Linked DNA regions of Homo sapiens: region 2 is linked to region 1. Evidence: read pairs that join two places in POLR2A ChIA-PET (ENCODE). Cell type or tissue: B cell. All regions are shown on one strand. Region 1 overlaps KDM2A (lysine demethylase 2A). Region 2 overlaps KDM2A (lysine demethylase 2A).

Region 1 (2,500 bases):
AAACTCATGTCCACACAAAAACCTACACATAAATATTCAGAGCGGCTTTATACATAATTGCCAAAACCTGGAAGCAATCAAGATGTCCTTCAATAGGTAAATGAATAAATGAACTATGAAACATCCATACAATGCAATATTCAACAATACAAAGAAATGAGATATGTAGCCACAAAGAGACATGGAGGAACCATAAATGCATACTGCTAACCAGTCTGAAAAAGCTGTATGATTCCAACTATACGACATTTTAGAAAGGGCAAAACTACAGACAGCAAAAAGATCCGTAGTTGCTGGTGTATGGGGGAGAGGAAAGGGGATGAATAAGTGGTGCACAGTAGATTTTTAAGGCAGTGAAACTATTCTATATGATACTGTAATGGTGGATAATTTGTCAAAACTCAGAACTGTACAACACAAACAGGGAAACCTAATTTAAACTATAAACATGAGGTTACAGTTATAGTTAAATAACAATGTATCTCTCTCTTTCTTTTGCGATGGGGTCTCACTATGTTGCCCAGGCTAGACTCCAATTCCTGAGCTCAAGTGAGCCCCACCTGGAGTAGCTGAGACTACAGGTACCCACACCCAGCTTATAATAATGAATCATTATTGGTTCATCAGTTGTAACAAATGTACAACACTAATGCAAGTTTTTTTTTTTTTTTTTTGGAGACGGAGTCTTGCTTTTGTCGCCCAGGCTGGAGTGCAGTGGCGCCATCTCAGCTCACTGCAAACCCCACCTCCCCAGTTCCAGCGATCCTTGTGCCTCAGCCTCCCGAGTAGCTGGGATTTCAGGCGCGTGCCACTGTGTCTGGCTAATTTTTGTATTTTTAGTAGAGACGGGGTTTCACCATGTTGGCCAGGCTGGTCTTGAACCCCTGACCTCAGGTGATCCGCCCCCCTCGGCCTCCCAAAGTGCTAGGATTACAAGCGTGAGCCACTGCACCCGGCCACAAGATGTTAATAAGAGAAACCAGGAATTTTTTTGCTTTTAAAAAATAAAGTTTACTACTTAAAAAGTCAATCACACACACTCACACACGAAAGACTATTCAAAATTTGCCAACTGTGTGGTGTTTTTTGTTTTTTTTTTTTTTGAGACGGGAGTCTTGCTCTGTCGCCCAGGCTGGATGGAGTGCAGTGGCGCGATTTTGGCTCACTGCCAGCTCCGCCTCCCGGGTTCATGCCATTCTCCTGCCTCAGCCTCCTGAGTAGCTGGGACTACAGGCACCCACCACCACACCCGGCTAATTTTTTGTATTTTTAGTAGAGACGGGGTTTCACCGTGTTAGCCAGGATGGTCTCTATCTCCTGACCTCGTGATCGGCCCTTCTCGGCCTCCCAAAGTGCTGGGATTACAGGCGTGAGCCACCGTGCCCAGCCAATTAGCCAGCTTTTAATGAAAGGGGCCAGAGGGTAAATATTTTAAATTTTGTGGGCCATACAGCCTCTACCACAACATGTTAAATGAATGAGCACGAGTTTATTTGTGGGCACTGAAGCTCCTATTTCATATTTTCTTTTTGAGAGAGTCTCACCCTGTCAGCAGGCTGGATGAAGTGCAGTGGCGCGATCTCGGCTCACTGCAACCTCCGACTCTCAGGTTCAAGCGATTCTCCTGACTCAGCCTCCTCAGTAGCTGGGATTACAGGCACATGCCACCATGCCCAGCTAATTTTTTTTTTTTTTTTTTTTTGAGATGGAGTCTCGCTCTGTTGCCCAGGCTGGAGTGCAGAGGCGCCATCTCGGCTCACTGCAAGCTCAGCCTCCCGGGTTCACGCCATTCTCCTGCCTCAGCCTCCTGAGTAGCTGGGACTACAGGCGCCTACCACCACGCCCGGCTAATTTTCTGTATTTTTCTAGTAGAGACGGGGTTTCACTGTGTTAGCCAGGATGGTCTCGATCTCCTGACCTCGTGATCCGCCCACCTCGCCTCCCAAAGTGCTGGGATTACAGCCGAGAGCCACCGCGCCTGGCCTAATTTTTGTATTTTTAGTAGAGACAGGGTTTCACCATGTTGGCCAGGATGGTCTTGATCTCCTGACCTCATGATCCACCTGCCTCAGCCTCCCAAAGTGTTGGGATTACAGGCGTGAGCCACTGCGCCCAGCCAATACTTTCATATGTTATAAAATATTATCCTCCTTGTGATTTTTTTTTTTTTTTGAGACGGAGTTTTGCTTTTGTTGCCCAAGCTGGAGTGCAATGGCATGATCTCAGCTCACCACAACCTCCACCTCCTGGGTTCAAGTGATTCTTCTGCCTCAGCCTCCCAAGTAGCTGAGATTACAGGCATGTGCCACCACGCACAGCTATTTTGTATTTTTAGTAGAGACGGGGTTTCTCCACATTGGTCAGGCTGGTCTCTAACTCCTGACTTCAGGTGATCCGTCTGCCCTCAGCCTCCCAAAGTGCTGGGATTACAGGCGTGAGCCCTGCGCCCCGCCCTTCCTGTGATTTTTTTTTTTTTTTTTTTTAGCCGTTTAAAAAATAA
Region 2 (2,500 bases), 90 kb before region 1:
AACAATATAATTGCCAGAGATACAACAAAACCCACCTTATAGGGTTGTGGTGAAGATTATTCATTGTGTAAAGAATTTAACAAAGGTATGGCATACAGAAAACCCTTTGTATTAGCCATTATCATCATCATGGAATTAATACCCTATTTCACCAATTCTTTGGGTTTGAGATATGTTAATAGATGTAATATGCACCATTTACATCTTCACCAAGTTATAATTAATCAAACAAACTTTTAAGATTGTAAAGTTGGCCGGGCATGGTGGCTCACGCCTGTAATCCCAGCACTTTGGGAGGCCAAGGTGGGGAAATCACTTGATGCCAGGAGTTCAAGACCAACCTGGCCAACATGGTGAAACCCCAACTCTACTTAACACAAAACTAGCTGGGCATGGTGGTGCATGCCTGTAATCCCAGCTACTCAGGAGGCTGAGGCAGAAGAATTGCTTGAACCCAGAAGATGGAGGCTGCAGTGAGCCAAAATCTCACCACTATACTCCAGCCTGGGCAACAGAGGGAGACCATGTCTTAAAAAAAAAAAAAAAAAAAAAAAGATTGTAATGCTGTTAAAATATCCTAAGAATCAGGCTGGGTGCGGTAGCTCACACCTATAATCCCAGCACTTTTGGAGGCCAAGGCGGGTGAATCACTTGAGGTTAGGAGTTCGAGACCGGCCTGGCCAACACGGTGACACCCCATCTCTACTAAAAACACAAAAATTAGCTGGGCGCAGTGGCACGTGCTTGTAATCCCAACTACTAGGGAAGCTGAGGCAGGAGAATCACTTGAACACCAGAGACAAAGGTTGCAGTGAGACGAGGTCACGCCACTGCACTCTAGCCTAGGCAAAAGGAGCAAGACTCTGTCTCCAAAAAAAAAAAAAAAAAAAAAAAAAAAAAAAAAATATATATATATATATATATATATATATATATATAAAATAATTTATAACATTAAATGAATAAATGTATAATCGTGCCACTGCACTCTAGCCTGGGCAACAACACAAGGCTATGTCTCAAAAACAAAACAAAACAAAAACCCGGTTCTTCATTCAACATATGCTTAATGCCTCCAAATACTGACCTACTATTGTTTCTGTTATAGATTTGCTACTATATAGTATTCAAAAAAACCAAAAATCTATAAAAGGTATACTTTTCACATTTTAACCTTTCTGAAATTGGGCTGCTTCTCATGAATGACAGTGTCTTATTATCACTGTCAGGCGACAGTCATGATTTTAGCTGATACTTTCTAAGAAGGCCAAGGAAACAGTGGTTCTCCACAAAGGCTGCACAATTCGGATCAGTAGGGGAGCTTTTGGAACACAAGGCCCATGCTGGACTCAATCTCTGAGGCTGAGATCTGAATTTATTACTTTTTATTACTTTTTTTTTTTAAAGCTATTTAGCTCTGCACTGAGTCTGATACAGACTCAGCACTCATTAAATGTTATCTGATATTATTATCCTCACTCTCCCTTAGGAACTAATATCCAGAGGTACACTGAAGTATGTATCAGAGATGCCTAAAGGCTTGAGGCATCCCAAAACACACCATGCAGTTCCATTATGGCCTGGGAACTCTACATACCCAATCCAGAGTCCAGATTCTAAGCTCCATGAGGACAGGAACTGGGTCTATTTTGTGTACTGTTCTATCCTCAGGGTCTAACGCAGTGCCTGACACATTGTACATATATGAATCAAGGGCTGATGTTAGACCACTGCATTATGTGACCACAGAGCTGATGGCCTACAGTAGGGATGCTGGCACTCCCATCACAAGTGTCCCATTCTGTTGTGTCACTCACTCCATTAGCTGAGACTTCAGGAACCCCTCATAGCTCTCCTCACCTGGAGGCAGCCAGGATGAACAATCTCATTGCAGATACAGCATTCCATGAGTTTCTTCTCAAAGTCTTGTGTCTCTTCATTCTGATCCACCTCTCCACAGAGGGAACATGTGACTGAGTGAGGCAGTCTGGGCTACAAGAGGACAAAGATAGAATCCAAGAGAACTGACTCAGATCTTTATCATTTCAGTTTCCCTTAAACTGAAGATGGGAGATTTGGGTCCTATAATTCTCTACTAAACACCTGGAAGCATGGAGGCAGGGTGGAGAGAACGGAGGTTTTGGGTAGGAAAAATGACTGGGGAAGAGGAGGACTCAACCACCTGGGCACCAGAGACTAGTTTATTTTCAGTTGGCCTATACTTGGCCTCCCCGGTCCTTTCTAATCTACCTGAAGAGGGGAAAGAAAGCAATGATTTGCCCTTCAAATGCTAATCTCTTGTTTGAAAATTAGGTAAAGCCTAAAGATTAAATCGGATTTTTAGTACTAGATACCTTCTATCTAAACCTGGGGAAAAAAGGTACAAAATAAAGCCAAAAAGAGAGTATAAACCTTTTCTTTCCAACTCTGAAGTCTCTTTAACTCTACACTATATGTATTTCAGTTCCTTTGGCACTGCCACCCCTCCCCAAAATTCTTT

The links. Peaks named below come from ENCODE experiments on the same cell type or tissue, not always from the same donor. Only the 100,000 strongest peaks of a DNase experiment are listed, where the experiment ranks them.
Region 2: POLR2A ChIA-PET joins it to region 1 with 10 read pairs; 9 of 35 experiments call an interaction of 5 or more read pairs at or near these places.

What each region holds. Positions count from the first base shown.
Region 1 is chr11:67,155,921-67,158,420 of GRCh38, reverse strand. All of the region lies in intron 2 of KDM2A (lysine demethylase 2A), which reads right to left. Among named protein-coding and RNA genes, the nearest start is that of KDM2A, 38 kb to the right of the region's middle. In B cell, no CTCF peak of the experiment used is centred here; no DNase peak of the experiment used is centred here.
Region 2 is chr11:67,245,477-67,247,976 of GRCh38, reverse strand. It overlaps KDM2A (lysine demethylase 2A), which reads right to left. Exons shown (of 21, transcript NM_012308.3): 15 at 1,861-1,992. Among named protein-coding and RNA genes, the nearest start is that of GRK2, 20 kb to the left of the region's middle. In B cell, no CTCF peak of the experiment used is centred here; no DNase peak of the experiment used is centred here; H3K27ac peaks cover 501 bases.